Linked DNA regions of Homo sapiens: regions 1 and 2 are each linked to region 3. The links are chromatin loops, found by intact Hi-C in ENCODE. Cell type or tissue: MCF 10A. All regions are shown on one strand.

Region 1 (8,000 bases), 380 kb before region 3:
GCTGAAGAACAGAAATCCAGTGATATAGAATTTCTTTAAAATACTTCAGCAAAAGGAAAAAAGATTTAAAAACACAATTTTGTCAAAATTGTGATACTTTCATTTGGGTATTGGGTATATGGGAATTTATTATTTTCTTTTTTTCTAAATTTTTAAAATGGAGAACTGAGTAAATAGGCAAAATCTATGAAAAATTGATTGCTTGGAAATGCATAAAAAATAAATATGACAGTCGTTTTGAAAATGCCATCCATTTGGCTTCCACACTGGCTGCTTTGGAGGCTCTTTCCTAAGGACCCTTGCAGAGGCCGTTTCTTCTCTCAGAAACACTCTTGCCCAGGTTTCACAGGGCTCTTCCAGAGGGCTTGCTCCCTCACCCCTTCAAGTCTTTCTTTATTTGTTACCTCATTGAGCTTTTCCCTGATTATTTTATTTACACAGTAATACCCACCACCCTCCCCTAATGTTCTGTATATGTTTCCTTGCTTTATTTTTCATATAGTGCTTATTATTGCCTAATACACTACACAATTTACTTTTTTTTTTTTTTTTTGACACAAAGTCTGGCTCTATCGCCCAGGCTGGAGTGCAGTGATGCTGTCTTGGCTCACTGCAAACTGCCTCCCGGGCTTAAGCCATACTCCCACCTCAGCCTCCCCAATAGCTGGGACAACAGGTGTGTACCACCATGCCTGGCTAATTTCAGGCTGGTCTGGAACTCATGAGCTCAAGTGATCTGCCCGCCTCGGCCTCCCAAAGTGCTGGGATTATAGGCATGAACCACTGCGCCCAGCCACAATTTACTTTTAATTGTGTATATTATTTGCCCCCCTCCTCAGTAGAATGTAAACTCTGTTAAGGCAGAATTTTACTTCTGCTCTAGTAACAGCAATATTTCTAGTACTTGCTGAATAAAGTAATAGGACAGATTCTGAAAGATGAGAGAGTAGCTATATTTCTGCTTGTGGTTACTAGGCAAAGGTTTAAAGAATGAAAAAAAGGTATTGAGGGAAGAAAGGCAACATTGCAAATGTGACTCACAGCCCATATAGGCCAAAAAGTGCAGAAATATTCCCTCGTTCAAAAATATCTCAGAGAACTTCTCACACCCTAAAATTTCATTTAGATTCACAAGTTCTGCTTTAAAATAAGCCTTTTGGAAAATTAAACTTTTATTTTCTTATACTTCATGATGAAAGTTTAGATAGTTGATTCTGTGACAATCAAGAAATGATGAACGTTTTAATGGGAATATGATGAAAGATGAGACCATGTTGGAATATACCAGGTGAGGTGGTGAACTTTAGACAAATAAGCGCTAGAAAATGGATAGAAAGGATGAAGTGGCGGTGAGGTTCTGAAGTATGTATAGTGTTAATGTTTAAGTCAATTATAATTTTATAACAAAACTCTATGTTTAAGAAATTAATTCCTTTAAAGGCCGAGGCAGGCAGATCACTTGAGCTCATGAGTTCGAGACCAGCCTGATTTCTAAAACCTGAAATCAGAATACTTATTCTGTTTTTAAAATGTATAAATGTGTAATCTTGCATTTTATAGACCTAAACTCTGACTGAAATAGCCTTATTTTTTAATGTCTTACTGTTTTCCAAAATTGTGCACCTAAATGTATGCTTGGGTTGTCTTACACCTAGATGCTGAGACAAGATTTTCATCACCTATAATTTTGCTTCATCTATTTAGGCACCTCTTTCAATAAATATCAAACAGAGACAAAGTTCCTTAGTAAGAGATGTTTAATAAAAAAGGGATATAGAAGGGAAAGAGAAGAAGCAACAATAAAAAAATATTAAATGAAGATAACTAGTCACTTAAAAAGCTCTCTTGTTTTGGTTTTCTAAACTGCTTTTTGACTAGTTGGCAGTGTGTTTGGGGTAAGTTACTGGGCCTATGTTTTGTTAGATATAAACTGAAGGGGCTCCACTCATGATCCCTAGATGCTGAGACAAAGTTCCTTAGTAAGTAACGTCAATGATGTCTTCGAAAAATTTTAGCAACCTGTCGTAGGTGACAAATAGCCAGAGAGAGGGAAGGCCTGATGTGTATCACTTACCAGTTCTGATCAATTTCCACTGTATAAATATTCCCTCTGTGGCTACTTTGGTGGGCTACCAACATGATCCTATGAAATAAGATTTATAATTTAATTCCATTGTGTTCAGAGAACATGTATTGTATGAGTTGAATTTAAAAATATTTTTTGAGCCTTGTTTTTTGGTGCAGGATATGGTCTATCTTGTAAGATGTCCAATACACATTTGAAAATACTGTTTATTCTGCTGACATCAGGTGTAGTGTTCTAAAAATATCAATTAGATCAAGTTGATTGATAGTGTTATTTAAGTCTTTTATATCCTTACTGAATTTCTGTCCACTTATTTCATATATTGTTAAGGTGTGTTGAAATCTGTAACTATAATCATACATTTGTCTATTACTCTTCGTAGTTCTGTTAGTATTGGCTTCTTGTATTTTCATGTTATTAGATACCTGGAATAGGCAGAATTCTAAGGTGGTCCCCAAGATCTTGCTCCCTGATGTGCATGCCCTGTATAATCCTTGGAGATTATCCTCAGTGAACCTGGCCTAATCAGGTTAGTCCTTAAAAGGGACAAAGGTTCTGGTGAAAGACATTCAAAGTATTAGAAGAATTCCATGTGAGAAGGATTCCTTGTTCCTGGCTTTGAAAACAGAGGGGGCCATGTGGCAAAATAGAGTTGACCTCTAGGAGCTGAGTGACCTTCAGCTAACAACCAGTGAAGGAATGGAGACCTCAGTTCTATAACTGCAAGAAATTGAATTCTGTCACAGCATGCGGGCTTGGAAGAGGCTCCTGAAATCCAGACTAGAATACAGTCTAGCTGCCACATTGATTTTACCTTTTGAAACTGAATCGAAAATGTTATGTTGAGGCTTCTGAGCCACAGAACTGTGAGCTGATAAATGGGTGTCTTCTAAAGACATTAAGCTTCTGGTAATTGGTTATGCAACAAAACAAAACTGATACAGTGCATAAACATTTTAGATTATTATGTCCTCTTCATTAATTGAACACTTTATCATTATGAAATCATCTTCTGTATCACTGGTAATAGTCTTTGATATGAAATCTGCATTGTCTTATATTTAATATGTCCATTCCACCTTTCTATGATAAATGTTCGCATAGAATATCTTATTCCATCTCTTTACTTGTAACCTAATTATGTTTTTATATTTAAATTGGATTTACCGTAGACAGCACGTAGTTGGGTTTTACTGTTTTATCTAACCTGATATTGCGTGCTTTTTAATTGCAGTGTTTAGACTTTTACATTTAGTGTGATTGTTACATGTTGAATTTAAGCCTCCTGTCTTGTTGTCTTATATTTGTCCTAACCGTTCTTTGCCTCTCCTCTTTTTTTCTTTTCCTACCTTCTTTTGCATTAATAGAGTATATTTTATGATACTACTTATGATTCTCCTTTGTTGGCTTATTAGCTATAACTCTTTATAGACTCATTTTAGTTTCTGTAGGGTTTATAGTGTCCATCTTTAACTTATTACTGCTTACCTTCGAGTAATATTATACTACTTATTGTAAAGTATAAGAACTTTACAAAAGCATACAATTTAAAATTACCCTTAGAATGACTACAGAGGACAATCTAATTCTAAAAAGGAGTTTACAATTTCACGTGTAAATTTAATAACATTGGAAAACACTGCCTCAAACTAAGTTGAAATAAGCTACTATGAAATGTTAAACTACTTCTGTGAACAACAGCATTAAGAAAGTGGTCTGAAATGTAACCCAGGCTAAGGATCCTTCTGTAACATTGCAAACTTAAATTGTTCAGAACTTTCCTGAATTTCCTTTTATCTGTTAGTGTGTTAACAATTTTATTATACCAACAAATCTGTTTGACAAACTGTGGAGAAACAGTGACAGAGATGAAGCAATAAATAATGTGTATATGCAATATATTAGCTTATTATGAAAAAAATAAAATAAAGTTCAACATATTTCTTTGAAATTACAAAGCCTATTATAGAATTGTTTTTTTAAACACTGAAGTAAACACTTAAAATTTTTAGTAGTAAATTGATCACAAAAACCAATCATGTGTAATTTGAACTATCTTTTTTCCTTGTAAATGTAATGGGAAATGTTCCCTTGTCCCCCTTGCCAGGGCGTGCGATGGGGGTGTGGCTTGCTTCTTCTTAATAAAGGTATTCTTTTACTTTTCCCTGTATCTGTAAGATTAATTACATAAAACATTTGAAACATTAGGTGTATTTAAAGAGAAGAAATTATAAAATTCACATTATCATAAGTTAAATATTTTGAAATATTAATTTTATTCCTCCAAGTGTAAGATATATATTTATGTGTTGCCATAGTCACATGTTTACTCATAGTTGAATTTAATCTACTTGTGTTTCTGAGGCTAAGAATGACTTTTTTTAATTAAAAAAGAAAGAAGAATAGGAAAATTTTTTTAGTGAATCTAGAATTATCTTCATTATTTGGAACTAAAAGCCACTCTTATCTTAACAATGGAATGTAAATTAAGGTGCATTATCTTTCAAAACTGAAAGTATCTTTATCTCTGATATCTATTATTTTACTTATTATTTTAAAGCATAATCTGAACTAGGCATATTTTTAATAGTTGCTAATTTTTAGGCAAATACGTCATATTTATAACAATTTCAAGATTCTACATGTTAATCAGTATAAAAGAGATGACAAACGCCTTTGTATGTGGAAATACAGCATGAACAAAGCTTTGTAACTTTTTCTCTTGAATAAATTGAGAACATGGACAAAATTAGTCTTAACCTTTTCTTGAAAATTAGTAGAGAAAGAAATTGTAGCTTTTAAGGGCATGCAATTTTGTTTCTAAACAACAGATGGCACTATCAAATTCTAGATTTACTAAAAATTTTTTCTATTTTTCTCCCTTTTTTAAAATTAAAGAAAGTCATAATAACTGTCTTAGCTTCAGAAACACAAGTAGATCAAATTATAGAATTACAGCCTTTACTGGCATTCAATCTTGAAGAACAATATTTGTAGGATCTTGAATAAAATACTGCTTTTTCAAAATTAACACTTGATGGTAGTTAAAAAGCTGTTTGATCAAATTTTAGAAGTATTAACATCAAAACAAATGAAATCAATGCTCATAATTGATTTACACCAATAGCAACTGAATTCTCCACTTTACAACTAGGATATTCTCTTCTGAGCATCAGTAGAGATAAGGATGTTCTGTGAGGGAAGAGGCTGACCTGGACTACACTAGAACTGAGTAGCCTCTGGGAAGCCCAATATCTGACAGTCACATAGAACTTAAAATGCAAATCAGGTCAAATAATAAAATGATCAATTTGGTTTTTTTTCTTTCCCTCAAGAACTATAGTCAGGGTAGGACATTTGGAGACAGAGCTGAGAAGGAAGAATGATTTTTAAAAATGGTTTTGTTCTCACAGAAAATAAATGCCCCAGTCTGGTATAGGAAAAGCAGACTCATTTATTGTAGAATTTTGCTATGGGCATGAGTTCTTTGGCAGGAGTGCCTACAGTCAGCAACTTTATCTCCATGACTCCCCTATTCTGGTTCACTCCATAACTGCCAAGTAAGGCTGGAGGTAAAGTTGCCAATTTCAACCATTTATTTATCTATGTGTTCTCTTATATCCTACTCTCAGCAATCCTAGTGAAATACCAGTCTGTTGTATCAAGTATTCTTTCTTAGAACAACCTTCTAGAAATTTAGCCTAAAATATTCTTGATCTCTCATTATCCCATTTCTCTTCTTTATATCTTTTTTCTTTAAAAAAAATTCAAACTTTTTCTCTCTAATGTCTTCTTTATCACTCAAGAGTAATTTATCACATACCTTTGTTCTCCTTACTTAGCAAAGTATTAATAATTTATCCTTTTCCATTTTTCCTACATCAATCCTTTCAAATTCTTATTTTGCTTGACAAAATAGATATGGAATATAACTAACTCATTTTAATCTCACTTAATATTTTTTCCACTTTAGGATATCTCTTTATGTGTAGCTTGGAAGAGCCCCCTACTTCAGTTTATATGTTCGCTATTTTTATTTCTCTTCTGAACTTAGATAAATGGATTATTCAATTATTTTGAGGGTACTATGAGCAATATACAATTGCTCTTTTAATTTAGTAACAGTGAGAGTAAGTTTAACTCTATTTTCCCAAGACTGAAAAACAAAAGCCTTAAGTAGTAGTCACTTTCCATTCTTGGTTGTGCAAAACTCTAGGGTTTCATTAATTACCTTCGGATGTCATGATGTTCTCAAAAACAAACCAATATAAAACTAAGGAGTGTCTAAGGCAAGCTTGTCCAACCCACAGTAGGTTGAATGTGGCCCAACATAAATTTGTAAACTTTCTTAAAACATTATGAGTTTTTTTGTAAACTGCTTTAAATTTCATATGGAACCAAAAAAGAGCCCACATAGCCAAGACAATCCTAAGCAAAAAGAGCAAAGCTGGAGGCACCACACTACCTGACTTCAGACTATACTACAAGGCTACAGTAACCAAAACAGCATGGTACTGGTACCAAAACAAATATATAGACCAATGGAACAGAACAGATGCCTCAGAAATAAGACCATACATCCACAACCATCTGATCTTTGACAAACCTGACAAAAACAGGCAATGGGGAAAGGATTCCCTATTTAATAAATGGTGTTGGGAAAACTGGCTAGCCATATGCACAAAACTGAAACTGGACCTCTTCCTTACGCCTTATACAAAAATTAACTCAAGACGGATTAAAGACTTAAACATAAGACCTAAAACCATAATAACCTTAGAAGAAAACCTAGGCAATACCATTCAGGACATAGGCATGGGCAAAGCCTTCATGACTAAAACATCAAAAGCAATGGCCAAATTTGACAAATGAGCTCTAATTAAACTGAAGAGTTTCTGCACAGCAAAAGAAACTATCATCAGAGTGAATAGGCAACCTACAGAATGGGAGAAAATTTTTGCAATCTATTCATCTGACAAAGAGCTAATATCCAGAATCTACAAAGAACTTAAACAAATTTACAAGAAAAAATAACCCCATCCAAAAGTGGACGAAGGATATGAACAGACATTTCTCAATAGCAGACATTTGTGCACCCAACAAACATATGAAAAAAAGCTCATCATCACTGGTCATTAGAGAAATGCAAATCAAAACCACAATGAGATACCATCTCACGCCAGTTAGAATGGCAATCATTAAAAAGTCAGGAAATGGCCTGGCGCGGTGGCTCACGTCTGTAATCCCAGCACTTTGGGAGGCCGAGGTGGGCGGATCACGAGGTCAGGAGATCAAGACCATCCTGGCTAGTACGGTGAAACTCCATCTCTACTAAAAAAAAAAAATACAAAAAAATTAGCCAGGCGTGGTGGCAGGCACCTGTAGTCCCAGCTACTCGGGAAACTGAGGCAACAGAATGACGTGAACCTGGGAGGCGGAGCTTGCAGTGAGCAGAGATCATGCCACTGCACTACAGCTGGGGCAACAGAGCGAGACTCTGTCTCAAAACAATAAAAAAAAATCAGGAAACAACAGATGCTGGAGTGGATGTGGAGAAATAGGAATGCTTTTACACTGTTGGTGGGAGTGTAAATTAATTCAACCATTGTGGAAGACAGTGTGGCAATTCCTCAAGGATCTTGAATCAGAAATAACATTTGACCCAGCCATCCCATTACTGGGTATATACCAAAAGGATTATAAATCATGCTACTATAAAGACACATGCACACCTATGTTTATTGTGGCACTATTCACAAAAGCAAAGACTTGGAACCAACCCAAATGACCATCAATATTAGACTGGATAAAGAAAATGTGGCTCATATTCACCATGGAATACTATGCAGCCATAAAAAAGGATGAGTTCGTGTCCTTTGCAGGGACATGGATGAAGCTGGAAACCATCATTCTC
Region 2 (8,000 bases), 180 kb before region 3:
TAGATATCTATTTTCTCCATGCATATGGCATGGCTAGATGATCTATACCATTCACATGCTGTGCTCAGACACAGGCCTCTCCTACTACTCCAGCAAGAGGTTGCTACTCTTCCTATGTCCAAAGAACCAATCTTACTGATTACTTGTGATGCTGGAGAGGAGATACAATCTTAAGTTTGGCATTGCCATCATGGGGTAGTGCTGGCAAGGGGCATCCCAGAGACTTGGTGACAGTATTTCTCACTCCTGGCTTATCTTCAATGTCAAGAGCACCTCTTGTCCCAACACTGAATCTATTCTTCCAGCTACAGACTTCATACTTTGGGCCCTCAGGATCTGGATCCATAGGAAGTCCCTGCCTCTGCTCCCCACTTCCAGAAGGGCAAGATCCACTACAGTTCCTGTCACAGAATTATTGACAATTGGAATATTTTCTTTCTTCTGTCCATCGTCTGAAATAGTTTGGATTGTTGAGGCATTCTCTTTGCTCTTTAGTCTTACCCCTAGCGTTTTACACTTTGACAGATCTTTCTACAGCTGGAGGCAGCATGCTTTGCTGGTTTTTTTTCTGTCTTCAAATTGCCCAGATTTGAAGTCAAACCGTGAATCTAATACTTCAAAGTTATATATCTATGTAACTTTGGGAAGCTGGCTTCTCTGACTTCAAGTGAGGTTGTTTATGTTTAAATATTAGAACCATAGTAGACATGCAGGAACTACTGGTTTCTTTCATTTTATATTTTGTTATCCCAATGTGAATGCATGATAGAAGATCACTAACTAGTTGGTTTGGCTTAAATTTTGTTGGAAGAAATTTTTTCAACAATTAATGATTGATATTAAACTAGATACCATTCATTGTTCAGGAATTACTGTTTTGGTAAAAATCATGTCAAACAGGGAATTATCTTTAAATTGTTAGCAATGGTGAAGTCATCAGAAGCTAGTTTGGGCATGTTTAAAGGAGGCAGTTGGATAGAAATGTGTCATGAAAAAAATAGAATGTACTGTGCTTTGAAGAATGACAAAAAGGGATTATTCAAATAAGAATGTAATTACTATAAATATCAATCTTGGCTATAATTGTTATATTTCTTTCTGATCCTCTGAGATTGCTTTTTATTTTTTGAAACAGGTGGCTATTTTAATTCACCAGGTGAGTTATCACAGCCATCACCTTTCTGGACTTCCTCTCAAAATGAAGGAAAACTATTCCAACATAACGAAGGAAAACTGTACAGTCTGTTGAATTGTATTCTTGTGTCTCTCCTGAAAACTATAATGGAGGAATATATGGCTTCTCTTGACCTAAAGGTAGAGAATGGTAAAATCCATTTGTTGGCATTGTTTGCATTGTATATCTGATGCCAGTAGCTGGGGTAAGCCTTATGCACAGATGAAGTGTGCAGCTTTACAGCACTGTTTTGTACTAGGATTAGGAGAATATCCTGAGGAAATACATCTTTTCAAAACTCTGTAATGCAGATCAAAATAGTATTGGTTACCATATGGCCTGTAAAGCAATGCTGGCCCAGTTCTCTCTGTTCTGTAGATTAAACAAATAAACAACAACAAAAAAATCACACACACAAAATTTTTTTCAAGCTTAAAAATTTCTGCCATAGCCAGCCCAGGTACCTGAAATTCTACTTTCAAAGGTTCATTTATACATTAGAAGGTTTCTCAGTCTTCAGGTATCTTTAGCTAAAATGTAACAGCTCTGCTAGGCATGGTACATTGACTTTTAGCATCCTCCAACACCTGCAAAGATTATTCCCTGAAGTGATTAGCTAGGGAATGGACAAGGGACAACAACCATGATGACAGGAGGCTATGTACATTGGACTGAGGCAGCATGCATATTCCAGGCATTTGGTGGAGTAGGTGTGAGAAAGTAAGTCACATGAATTTGGAAAGGACACCCAAAAACAAACTTTTCCCGTCGCACGATTGTGTCTGGCTCTTGTCCTGAAAGTAGAAAAAGGCTAAGAAAATCACATTATACAATAGGGGGTAGAATAACTAAAAAGCTTCTTTAAGATCCTCAAGCAGAATGAGCTTATTAATATTTCAAATCTAATCTCCAAGAAAATTCATTATTAAAGGAAGACCCCAGGATGACTAAAGGCAGAAATCTTTTCCCTTGCCTGTAGGATTTCTACATAAATTAAATGAGATTCCAGCTGACTTGGTCTATCTGATCTGCCCAACATACCAAGGAGAGGGAAACCATGAAAACTCACCAACATTTCCCGGCAGCCCTTTGATCCTGTCCCCTGCCTCCACTCCAGGGACCCCCCAATTCTTGGCCCTTCAGTAAGTCCCCCTTCAGACTCATCCTGACCACTCCTCTAAAACTCAAGGACTGTAGCACAATATTCTCAAGTAACCACCAAAAAATGCTACATTTGTAATAAAGTCATATTATTATGCTCCTGCAAATAGCTTGCAGCTGTGTATTTCATACACTACCAAGTGTGATTAACCCTTCTTCAAAAAATTGAGTAACTTGCCAAACATTTATTATGGGAAGTGATAATGTTTCAAATTTTTTCTGCACTTTTATATTTTTTAATTCAGCATGATTTTGTTTTCCTGTTCTACTTTTTCTACCTTCGTTGGAATAATTTTTTACTTATTGTGCTTTTCTCTCTATTGTTTTAGAACTTAAATCCATTTCTTATTCTTTTAGTGATCATATTAATTTTTAATAAAAAATTAAACTTGTATTTTATTCTACATAACAACAATTAATATTAATCCTCCAAATACAACAAAAGCCTTATGCCATTTGTACTTTGCTACTCTCCCAAATTGCCACCTCACATATTTGAAAGTGTCTTGGATTTGAATTCAAAATTGTTACTAATTTGTTCATAATTCAATCAACACTTGCATAATGTTAACTATACATTTACTGATTTCTTGCTCATCACTATTTTTTGCCTTCCATTTTATCCTTCTCTTAGATTCTCTTTTCCTTTTGGGGAGTAAATTCTAAAATAGTAATTTCAAAAAGGATCTAATGGTAATGTATTAATTAGGGACATCTTTACCTACAACTAAGATACCCTTATAGCAGTAAATTAGATATAGGAATGTATTTGGTTCTTGTAACTAGAAGACTAGATGTAGATGGCTGCTATACTTGGTTCAGGGCTACATATCAGGCCACTATGTCTACAATTTTCTTCTCCTGATAGTTGCAGAAGAGATACCATTATAGATCTTAGGCAAGCTTTCTAGTTGGAAAAATGAGAAAAAGAAGAGTAGCATATGTATCAGTAGATCAGAAACTTTCCCATAATCCTTATGGCAAAATTCCACTTATCATTGGCTGGAATTATACATGGGCAATATGGGGAAAAAAGATGGGAAATGGCGATTGGGTCCACAAAGAAATGGCAATTTGTCCAACGGGCTAACTTTTAGATGATATACATACCAAAAAAAAAAGTATGCATTTTGTCCTCAACTTGAGTAATAATTTTTGTTTTTGTTTTTGGTATAGTATTTTAGCTTAAAGCTATATCTTGTCAATACTTTGAAGACCTGACTCCATTTTATTCTCCTATGCTGTGTTGTTGATGAGAAGGCTATTGCAAATTTAATTTTTGTTTCTTTACAGGTAACCTATATTTTTGTTGGTAGTGATGGTCATTCTGAAAGATTTTGGAGCTTTTTTATTCTTAGGTGTTAGGAGTTGAACTTTTCTCCTAAAATAGGCTCAAGTCCTAATCTCTAGCACCTGCAAATGTGACCCTCTGTGGAAAAAAAAAAAGTTTTTGCAGATATAATCATATTAAGAGAAGGTCATACTGAATTAGGGCAGAACCTAATCCAATGACTGGAATCCTAAGAAAAGGGAATTTTGAATATAGGCACACACAGGGAAAATGTCATGTTATGACAGAGGCAGAGATTGGAGTGATGTGTCTGCAGGTCAAGGAATGCCAAGAATTTCTGGTTAACCACCAGAAGGAAAGGGCAAAGAAGGATCCTACCCTAAAGCTTTCCGAGGGAGCAGCAGTAGTGAATCAGCACCTTGATTTCAGACTTCTTTCCTTCTGAACTGTTAGAGAATAAATTTGTTATCTCAAGCTGCTCAGTTCATGGTAATTTGTTATGATAGTTCTAGGAAACTAACACATTAGGTTTCTAAAAGTTATCTAGGACATGTCTAATTATAACTCCTATTTTATAAATCCTATTTAACACAATGTAAACCCTTTAAATTGGAGGACTGTGTTGATAGCAGCCTTTGCTGAATAATCCTGGTTGTTGTTCTAGACGTCCTTCCTGCTTTATGTTTTTGTTTATTCTGAACATGGAATTTCTCTGGGAAATAAGCTGCCCTTTCCCATCCAATACCTTGTCACTGCGTACATTCTGGCTGTAGCTTTCTCTGTCCTTGTTTTTTTTGTTTTGTTTTGTTTTGTTTTTTTACCATTTGATCCTGTCTACTTTCTAGCTTCTAGAATTTTTCACAATTTCTAGCCTAGCGTTGAAAAACATCCTTGTTTTTCAGGTTTATTCCCTATAATTATATTTTCTTTCTGTTACATCAGTAGAATTGGCTGGCAGAAAAGTGAATGAATGTGCATTGCTCAATCTGTCATTTTGAGTCAGGCCACTGATTTTTTAAAATTTATTTATTTATCCTAGTTAATTTTTTCCCATAAGGCCTTTCAAACCATATTGGCATTAGAAGCTTTTATGTTATTTTTTCACTTTGTCTAGGGTCCAAGCATAATTTGTGGCTGCCTCTGAAAATAAACAAGGTAGTTTTTCCCTCCATGGCAGAATTATTGATTGGTTTTACTCAAGCTGAAATTCTAAAAATCTCATTCATATCGGAACTAGAGGGTGTATGGTACTGGGATAAAATCTGTTACCTAAGAGTCACCCCTAATGTCTTTTAGTGTGCCCAGGTTTAAATTTGCTATGTTCTAAACTAGTCATGTGTATCATGTAAGCCTTAAATTTGAGAGAAGGCTAACTTGTCTTCACTAGTAATACTGCTGACGTAGGTGTTTTTGCAAATGCCACAAATAGTCCGATTAGATTTTGTGGTTTATAGAAACACATACACACAAATACAGAATTACAATTCTTCCAGTATTTTTTCCTAAGGCAAATTTAGCACTGCAGAAAGGTCCTCAAGTTGCACTTACACAGGCAGATAAACTTGTGTGTGTAGCACAGTCCCCAAGATAATCTGCTTAATTAGCTGGAATCAGTTGAAACAAGTGTAAAATGAACATGGAACTAAGGATTTCAAAGGTAAAACAAACTGACAATATACACAAGGAATTGAGCAGATTTTACCTCTCATTTTTATTTCATTGTGTGTGTGTTTTTTTTAATTTTTATTTTTTTAGGAAAACTTTTTCAGGGATCTCCATTATATTAGCTCTAGGTACATATTTTATATCTCAAACTTCAGCAGCAGGGCCTAAGAAAGTGGAAGAATAGATTAATTTACATTGAGATGATTTTTTTCCTTTTTTTCCCCCCTTGGCATTTATTTTACATTTCGCAATGCTTCAGTCAACCTGAAAAGTATGGCAAATAGGATAAAGAACGCCTATATAACTTCTACCCACATTCAACAAACAAATATTAACATTCTGGCATATTGAATTTGTATCATTTTGTCTTTTAATGTGTAAAAGTTAAAGACATAACTTGAAGCCTCCCTCTCACTCCCTGCGTTGTGATTTTCCCTCCGTCCTTAGAGGCAGTCACTGTTCTGAGTGGGTTCTTTCCATTCATTTTTCAACTTTTCTTCCTATGCATTTCAAAAGTTTCTCTACTTTCCCTCTTTATTCTTCACTCCTTAAATGGATATATACTTTGTAATACATATTCCTTACACCTATCTTCCTCCCAGAGCAGGCAAGGATCTTGGCTTTACCACCCCAATCCCCATTCTGCCCAAACGAATCTGTTTTTATTGACATGTATTTCAGTTTCACCTTTTGTAGCTCTAAATCTTTTATTTTGTCATCAGTAGTTAATTAAATTTGCCAACATATTTTACCAGTTTTTATATTCACTATTTTTTCATGCTTCCTATTATTTTTCTCTAGGTTTCATCTTCTTGCTATAATACATCTTTTGGTCATTCTTTCTGGAAAAGCATGGTTAGTAAACTCTTTTAGTTTCCGTGTATCTGAAAATATATTTTCCTTTCCCTCCTGCTTAAAATATAATTACTTATTTACAGCATAATTATGCATACTCTATACAGTGTAATAGAATCCTGGGTGGACAACTGGCATCCCTCAGCACTTTAAAGGTAAATTATCATTGTTTGGGGGCACACTTGGTTATACCTGAGAAGACTACCGTTAGTTTAATTACGGTTGTTTTGTGGAAATCTTTCTCCTCTGATAGATTTAAGGGTGTCTTTTTTTTTTCTTTATTTTTGATATTCTGAAGTTTCAGTAGGATGTGTCTGGTAGACTTATTTTTATTTTTCCTTCTTAGCCCTCAAAATGAATTGCCAAAATTAAGACTTATATACTTAATCAAATCCGGAAAATAATTATTAAAATTTTGAATTCTGTTCCTCTCTTTTAAAGCTAAAATAGAATGTTTTATTAATTGTTTAGTGTTAGCTGTCTTTCTTAAATTTTCCTCATATGGTCAGGAATATTGGTTTGCAGGCTAATATTGACTGGAAGTTTCCATTTCAATTTCATCCCTCCAGTCTCCAGCAGAAGTTTTACAGTTACTTCTGCCTAGGAACCAGTGCAGAACTGGTGATTTTGAGTTCCCGTGCCTCAGTGACTGATGTTAACAATATCTCAGACTAGTCATTGAACTAGTAGGCAGTTTCACTCAGGTGGTAACTGAGAAGCTTCCGCCTACTTCCTCCTCCTCCAGCCAGTGCAGCAGGGACCTTTCCAGAGTTTTCTTCCCCCTAAATGAAAGACTTTGGTGTTAAACAGTGAAGAGGGCTCTGTCCCCTATCCCACCGGAGATGGATTTAGTTTCCATCATCCCATAGGATCAACATTTTTTGGTGGCAAAGGCTCACTTCTGGCCCCACATCCTGGCAAGCTGAATGTTCTGTCTCATTTAGCACTGTTTCAGTTCCATTTCTGGTCTGCAAAGATCTTTGTCTTGTTTCCAAAAATGGTTGTCTTGGCTGATGCATTTGGAAAACAATTTTCTATTTATATAAAAGTGACTTAATTATATTTAAAACTATATTGTACACAAATACATGTATATACATGTACTTTAGATTTGCAATGCTAAGAACAGAACACTCAAATTAACATTTTTAAATGTATTGTCTTTCTGTACATCATTATTTTAAAAACATACACAAAGTCCCAGAAGCAAGTATGCTTCTTCATTCTTAAATAAGGAAATCTGTGTTGACTGTATGTTCCTTTAAGGTATTTGAATACAAATCAACTGGGGGAAACTCACAATCAGATGTGAAGCATTTCACTCATTTTCACATTCAGCAATTAATTGCTTATTTCTATGGCACTGAAAGTCTACTGTTTTCACTGAAATACATAGTGCCATCTACTGGTTCAATTGTCGTTAAAAGGACAGAATCAAGCAAAATTTGTGTTGGTGGGAACTCACATCACGCCTAATTCCATTCTCTTCTTTTCACCCTCATATGAGAGCTGAGTGAAGAGCTAAAAGCTGACCCCTGATCTAAATCACACAGCTGTTTCAATTCAATAATGGTATTATCTTTATCAGTGACTGAGAACTCCAGGACTTGAAGCTCATTAGCTTTCTCCAACTTTTTTTTAAAGTATTTTTTTTAGTAGAAAAATTTTGTATTGAAATGTAATAAATTAAAGGCACCAAATAGTCTTTTATATTATTGCAACATAAGAAGAAATACTTTAGCTTCTAACAAAATAAGGTAGCAGGACATAGAATCTTTACTGCCACCATCATTAATGACTTGTTCCTCCTAGGAGAATGGTGGGGCTGTTAGTTGCTTGGTATATTTGTCAGTA
Region 3 (8,000 bases):
GGCTGTGAGGACTGCCAGCATGCTGTCACCTCTCACCCCGACCCCCATCCCCCCAGGTTAAACCCTGCCTTCAAGCCTAAAACAGCCTGAGGACTGAAAAACTGAACTGCCAGTCCCGGATGAAGCCCGCCCTTTCCCCACCGCCCTGCAACCCCCCCACCCCCACTAACACCCTCCCCACCCCGCCACCACACCCCCTCCCACACCACCCCTTATTCTTTCTGAAGACGGAAAGAGAAGCTGTGCACTGAGAGGCCGCGGTGGGGCATCGGGAAGTTCCACTGTTTGCAGGGAGGAGAAGCCTGGCCTAGGCTCTCCTGTTCCGGGGTGGTGACCTGGGATTCAGTCTGTGAGATGGAGGCCTGTTAACAGGAACTCCTATCGCTTTGCTGAGTTTTTTTTCCTTTTCGCCCAATACATTTCGTTCCCCCTCACCCTTCAAAGTGTCTGCGAGCCTAATCTTTCCTGGTCGTGTCACAGGAACCCACTGTTTTCCTACAATATCTATACAAACAAACTCATAAATCATGTGGCTTCCGCTGGTCTTTTGAAAAAAGAGCAAATTAACTTGAAACTAAATGTTAACATTTTAAACAACCAATTAGAAACTAGTATTGAAAATTAGTTGTTTGGTTAAGACAAGCTGTATGTTCTATAAAGTAATGATTGATTTTGTCATTTTGGGAGAAAAATGTTTAAAAAGAATTGGTCCCTTGGTATGTAAATACTAAGTTCCAGAGAAAAAACATAGTCTAAAATTCAAGAGCTGAGTAGCACTGTGTTGAATTTTACTGTTTTCAATTATTAACAAATTCTTATTTTTAGTTACTCTCAAAATTTGTTAAGACACTAAACAGTATAGTGTAGCAAATGTTTCAAAGTTAATGAGAATTATTAATGGTAATTTTTATCATATGCCCTCCCTACAATGCTAGTAGATTAATAACTAAATACGGAAGTTACCCACAGCTTGGCTGCCAGGAAGAATTATATAAACTAATTAACAGAAAACCTTGCGGGAAACTGGTCTCATTAAAAATCTTGATAAAAGAGGGGAAAGATGCCATAAAGAAAAAAAAAAACAGATTTTCCTACATATAACCATTGTTTCTTTGTAATGAAATATATCGTAACCAAAATAAAAGGTAAAAGGCTAATAAAATATTTTCAGAAAAAAACATGAAAGGATAAAATGCAAGCACATATAAGGAAAAATTAGTAAACAAAAAATTGAAAAAGTAAATAAAATTTTCATTAAAATTTGGAAAACATACCTAATAAATATACACAGTGTAAAATAAGGTAATAATTTATGCTAATGTGTATAATAAATGTGTATAATAAAATAATTTATGGTAATGTGTATATGTACATTGATATCATTTTAGAAACCATTTTTATTCTGGGTTCCAAAAATTACATAAAAGTCTCCTTCAATGCAGTAATCTCACTCTAGGGAATTTTCCTAAAGATTATCTAAAAGAACTAATATATTTCTATTCATTGCAGATTTACTTATAACGGAAAAAAACCTAGCTACTTGGCAATAAGAAATGATTAATTAAATTCTGGCCTATCAATTCGATGAAGTATTATTGGGCAATAACTAAATTGTTATTTATGAGACTTCTGTAGCAACATTTGATAAACATTAAGTGCAAATAACTGTCAAAAACTTTACATAGCTACCAAGAATAGAAAAGAATGTGGAAAAAGTTTTGAGTGGAAATATCGTGAATGCTATGTCTAATTTTTTGCCACATTTTTATTGTAGCTTATTTACAGGGAAGGACAGTAGATTAAAAGCTTGCTCAAGCTTTTATTGGAATTCAGTGATTTCAAAATAGTGAAATATAAGCTATTCTAGCTGAATTTGCATTGTACTGTTTTTCCAAAAACAACATTTTTCAATTATAAATGTGCTCTAAAGAATATTCAATAAAATATTTCACTAGTGCAGTTAACTCAGACAGACAACGTTTGACAGGACGTTTTACTGAACTAATTGATAACGTTTTGGATTTCAGAACTAGGAACTAAGTAAGGTCTGGCACCAGGCCGAAGGCAACCCAGATGGAACCCCAGCTGTTCTAAGTAGAAACCATCTCGAAGTTCTTAGTGAAGAGAAAGTAAAACTGATACGAGAACTCTCCTCTCGTATATAATTTGCCTATATGGTTATATGAAAAAATCGATACGAGAACTCTCCTCTTCTTTATAATTTACCTATATGGTTATATGAAAAAATTGTCACAGGAATTTCGTTAGAATGCAAGCTCAGTCTGCCCGCAAAATGCTTTGGCTGCTTTTTTTTTTTTGAAAGGGAGTCCCACTCCGTCGTCCAGGCTCCAGTGCAGTGGCGCAATCTCGGCTCCCTGCAAGCTCTGCCTTCTCCCAGGTTTATGCTATTCTCCTGCCTCAGCCTCCCGAGTAGCTGGGACTACAGGCGCCCACCACCACATCCGACTAATTTTTTTGTATTTTTAGTAGAGACGGGGTTTCACCATATTAGCCAGGATGGTCTCCATCTTCTGACCTCGTGATCCGCCCGCCTCGGCCTCCCAAAGTGCTGGGATTACAGGCATGAGCCACCTCCCTGGCCTGGCTGCTTTCTTAAAACCCTGATTCAATTAGAGCAGGGGTCAAAAGCTAAGGGCCTGGGGGAAATCTGGCTTACAGATTTTTGTTTGTGTGGAAATAGCTTTGATAAAGTTTGAACTGAAATACCTTATGGTGGGGTTAGCCGTCTAGACCAATTCAGACATTTATGTTACTTGCCTGGATCCCAGAGGCATTTGAGCTGATGATGTCTGTATTAGAACATTTGGGACCCTGAACTGGTGGAGAAGTGACTGTGATCTGAAAAGTCTTCTGAGTGGGCCCATTATGGGAGCCCCCTAGATCTCCCTAATTAGTTGATAGTTCAATTTTTCTAGGAGGCCTAGGGCTGTGGCAACTGAATTTGAATTCTTCAATGTATGTGGTTGCAGAGGTTGGGGAGATAGGATCCTCTCACCCCTGAGCTTTCTTATCTTAGCCCCAGGGGTTGAGATATTTTGCACCTGTTGTCCTGGGATCAAACTATCAGTGTAAGGTTGGAATCAGTCAGCCTTCAGTAAGTTGAGAAAGTGCTAGAAGGCCCTTTTCCCTTTTCTGTGCTTCCTACTGGAGAAAGGCAGCTCCCAGCAACCCTTAATTGACTGTCAGATATAATATTCTAATATAATGATGTTGGCATTAATGATAGTATATGGAGAGTCTTCTGCCCCTGTTTAAAAGAAAAATACAATCATTTGGAACATATTGCAATTAGGCATGCATCTCACATAACACCTTTTACCTGAGAATCTCAGACGTGTATAGAAATTAGCTGATTTACCTTTAATGAATGATATATTTTTAATTCTTAGAGCCTGCAGACCGCATATAAAAAACATAAATGGAATTCCAAGGTTGAAAGAAAAAGACAGAGCGTAAAAACAAATAAAATACATTGTCTTTTCAGGAGGGTTGAATATGTCCAATGGGAAGAAACATTGCATGTGATAGATAAAGGCATCAGTGTGACATGCTTATGAAAAAGCACGTTTTGCCCTCTAGCATTTTTCACCGTTAGATTCAAATAATAGTTAAACATTTCTCCTTTGTACCAAGAGCATCTATTACTCAGGCATCTTTAACTTTTGGTGACATCTACTGTACAAAGGGGAAAATGCTGTGGAGTCATTCTAGGAATGATAGTTGAGCTGCTTAGAGTGTATCTAGCTGTTATTTCTTCTTCTTCTTCTTCTTCTTCTTCTTCTTCTTCTTCTTCTTCTTTTTGTATTCACAATGCTATAACTTTTTTGATATTTCTCCTCAATATAAATAGTCCTCATTTTAAAAAGTAAAGATATTTAAATAATTTCCATATGCATTGTGTCATAGAAATATTGACCTGAACTGGCAAATTCTAACTTAATGTTCTGGCAAATAGTTTAAAGATTGTATTTCAACTTAATAACTTTGCTAAAACTCTGGTCTAATATTAGGAATGACATTAAGGTGGATATTTAAGTACATTCTCTTGTATTTAAAAACAGCTACATCTGAAGGCTGATTAAAATATTATCAATATTATAATAGTAATATTTACAGTAGAACTTGAATTTTAAAGGCAATTAAAGCTCCTAATAGGTTGTCAACTTTACTTTCTAGTCGCTGTTCTAGCTATAAAAAATAAGCACAATTATCTAGTATGCACCAGAAAATAGGCATCATTTATACACACTCCTAATTACACTCCATCTCAATCCTTTGGCTCTGTTCCACAAGTGATGGTTTGAAAAACACTTACATACTTCATAGCTCTTGATTATAACTAGGAAAATCTCTGAGGCATATGGTAAATCAACAACAAAGTAAACCACTTTTTAATTGAGTATTCATTATTTGCAGGTATTCTGCAAGACACATTTACCAATTAAGGTGATAAAATCATCCAGCTCCCAAAGAAAAGTTCAAAATAGGAAGATCTCAAGTTCTATAAAACAGCCTAGTCTCACCCACTCCTGTTAACAGGTGAGAAGATATTTCCCCCAGTTGACTATGGTTCTCCAGTTCTTAAAAAACAAACATAGTTTTTTCTAATTCTGTGAAGAACGTCATTGGTAGTTTGATAGGAATAGCAAAGACATGGAATCAACCTAAAAGACCATCCATGGTAGACTGGATAAAGAAAATGTAGCACATATACACAATGGAATACTATGCAGCCATAAAAAGAATGAGTTTATGTCCTTTACAGCATCATGGATGGAGCCAGAGGCCATTATCCTAAGTGAACTAACACAGGAACAGAAAACCAAATATCACATGTTCTCATAAGTGGGAGCTAAACATTGAGAACACATGGACACAGAAAAAGGAAACCATGGACACTAGGGCCTGCTCGAGGATGGAGGATGGGAGGAGGGAGAGGGTCAAAAAACTACCTATTGGGTACTCAACCTATTACCTGGGTGAAAACATAATCTTACACCAAAACCCCATGACACACAACATACCTATATAACAAACCTGCACATGTATCTCTGAACCTAAAATTCAAGTTCAAACAAACAAACAAAAATGCTTATTCTTCTAATCTTATTCTTCTTATGCATTGTAATCTAGTAGACAGACAGCCATTTCAAAGTTCATGGTAGGAGAAAAAACATATATGGTTGAAATAAACAAAACTAGAGTCTCGTGCAATGTTACATGAACAGGTTGAACTATTAAGCAATTCCCTTCCTATTGTGACTTCCTTTTCAGTCCTCAATATCCTTTTATTTAAATGACCCTGAGACCCAATAACCTGCTTGAAAGGATTAACCCATGTCAATAAATACATATATACATACATGATTATCTTTATAATTATGTGATTTAGTAATTACATATTTAATTTAACAATTATGTGATAATAATTATATATGGTAATCTTAATTATTCTGTGAATATTTATCAGCAAGGTTGGCTTGCCTATGAACAATAAAATATATGTTATCTCTTAAGGGTTTACAGCGTAGTAAAAGAATGCATCAACAGTTGAAACCAAAACAGAATGCGTTAAGCGACCAGATGAGGTACTTAGCATGAATTTAGGATTTAGAAAGAAAGAGTACTTCCAGCTGAGGGAATCAGAGGAAATTTTATGGACAAACTGATCCATTTGGTCAAATATGAGCAGTGTGTTTATTTTCAAAGTGGAGGTGTAGGTAATCTAGGTAAAGAGAAATTCAAAACTCATGTCACCATGGCAGCAGGAAAGCACAGACAAGAGTGGCCCATAGGTCTACTCATTGGATACACACTGGCTATGAAAGAAGTGACTAGGAAACAAACAGAGGTTGGGCCATCTCATAAAGGGAACTGAATTGCAAACGATGGAGTTTGAATATTTTCACCAGGAAAATTGAGTTGCTCATTTCAGATCCTTAGATCATGGTAGAGAAGTGTTTCCATATCTGCCTCTCAAGTCAAATTCCTTTTAGCGTCTACTCAGAGCTATTTTCCTGGGTTGGGTTTACCCTAGCCTCATTCTTCTTATGATTTTGATTTCTTACTGGCCTTAAACTAAGGCTTTTGGGTCTGTTATTTGCTATAAATCTTTTACACTAGATCAGTTTACACTTTGGATTCTGAAAAATCTTTGTTTTCCCCAATTTCTCTCAATATTACAAATTACAGACCAGTGGTCCCCAACCTTTTTGGCACCAGGGACTGGTTTCATGGGAGACAATTTTTCCACAGGCCAGCAGGGTTGGTTTGGGGATGAAACTGTTCCATCTCAGATTATCAGACATTAGGTTCTCATAAGGAATGCACCACCTAGATCCCTTGCCTGCGCAGTTCATAATAGGGTTCACTCTTCTATGAGAATCGAATGCCAAGGCTGATCTGACAAGAGGGGGAGCTCAGGTGGGAATGCTCACTCACCTGCCTCTTGCCTCCTGCTGTGCCGCCCAGTTCGTAACAGTCCGCAAACTGGTACCAGTCCATGGCCCGGGGACCAGGCACCCCTGTTAGACAACCACCATTTTGCCCTCAGAAATTACTTCTTATACTTACTGTCAATTTTAAAATACTTTACATTTCCTCCCCAAATATATTTTATCATATTCAGTCCTTGAATTTCCTTGATCACTTGTAGTAAGTAAAGGAGTATCCTGGGAATCCATCGGTCATCTCCCCGGACTATGGAAGGTGGGAAAATAATAGCATAGGAAAAGGCAAAGAGGCAGGAGGAAACTTCACCCAGACTTAGTCACTCTTACCCACCTTCCAACAACCCTGAGTCACTTTCTCTTAAAGTGTGAAATAATCCTTTCTGTGACCTGTCAACAAAATACAGAAACAACAGTTTTGAAATGCCTAATATATAGGCCCCAAAATATTCACAGCTAATTAAATTCAGTTGATAATTCAACTGCAAATCATAAATATACATGCTACTTGAGATTCTGCCTAGAATTTAATTTTCATCCTAATTCTAGCAATAACTAACCATTTTTCCACTATATCAAGTTTTGGGTTTTAAACACTAGGTCAAACAAACACAATCTTGAGGTTTCAGTCTATGAGTTTATAAATTTTTAAAATCATCTATCACTATTCTTCTACTAATCTCAGCTTATTGTAAAATTAAGTCACCATATGTTCTTTTTAGTTCGTGGTCTCAAGGAAAATAGGACAATTTCAACTAATAAAAGGAATTATAAAGATTTTTCACATTTCTAGAACTAATTATTAAAATGTTTGCATGAATCAACCAGCTTAATTTGGGCTCTGCACAAGTCTACAGTAAGTAGGTAAAATGACCATGAATAAATCACAGTTCTCTCCATAATTTCAGCTTGGTCCACTTGCTTTGAACTGGTGTTCCCACCTGCTTCACTCTCCCTTAGATCACATTGTCAGGACTGCCATCTACTGACAGAGCTGGCTGCATCTAAGTGAGATGATTTAAAAGAGTGGCCATGTCATTTGTTGACCAATCAGGACAGCTTTGAGAGTCCTGATGTAAAAAAAAAAAAAAATTTTTTTACATAGTGCTCCTCAAAAAAAAGTTAATTTTTTTCTAAAAAGAAAAATACAGATCTGTACAACTGAAACAAAATATTTAAAACTTCTTTGTATTCATTTCATTTTCTGAACCTTAAAAGATAATATAAGCAGAATAAATATTCTTGGTACATATCCATGTTCTAAAATAAAATTTTTTAGTGATATCTTTCTCTAATACCATGTCACTGGAATTTTCTTGAAAAGTATATTTTTAAAATATAATTTTATTATTTTTACATTTTTAAATTTAAATGCCTTTCTGAAATCATTTGATTTAACGTAAGGGATGATATATTTTCATTTAAATTTATCATCTTATTCAGTGCTTTCTATTTTTCTTGCCTATTTTATATTCCCTTGTCTCTCCATTCTTGCCTTATTTTTTTTTTTCAACTTTTAAGTTTCAGGGT

What was found. A loop is a pair of places that touch in the nucleus more often than their neighbours do. Peaks named below come from ENCODE experiments on the same cell type or tissue, not always from the same donor. Only the 100,000 strongest peaks of a DNase experiment are listed, where the experiment ranks them.
Region 1: it touches region 3 in a loop (18-fold over the local background); 8 of 110 quality-filtered maps call a loop at or near these places.
Region 2: a loop joins it to region 3, with 13 times the contacts of the local background. A loop is called at or near these places in 7 of 110 quality-filtered maps.

Annotation. Positions count from the first base shown.
Region 1 is chr4:89,866,113-89,874,112 of GRCh38, reverse strand. No RefSeq gene overlaps it. Among named protein-coding and RNA genes, the nearest start is that of MMRN1, 25 kb to the left of the region's middle. In MCF 10A, a CTCF peak has its summit at 4,911 (motif pointing right); no DNase peak of the experiment used is centred here.
Region 2 is chr4:89,657,669-89,665,668 of GRCh38, reverse strand. No RefSeq gene overlaps it. Among named protein-coding and RNA genes, the nearest start is that of SNCA-AS1, 170 kb to the left of the region's middle. In MCF 10A, a CTCF peak has its summit at 7,535 (motif pointing left); a DNase peak (open chromatin) is centred at 3,988.
Region 3 is chr4:89,481,910-89,489,909 of GRCh38, reverse strand. It overlaps LOC105377328 (a long non-coding RNA gene), which reads left to right and starts at 4,351. Exons shown (of 4, transcript XR_938981.2): 1 at 4,351-4,560. RefSeq lists an enhancer at 1-333. In MCF 10A, CTCF peaks have their summits at 3,702 (motif pointing left) and 7,428 (motif pointing left); a DNase peak (open chromatin) is centred at 7,459.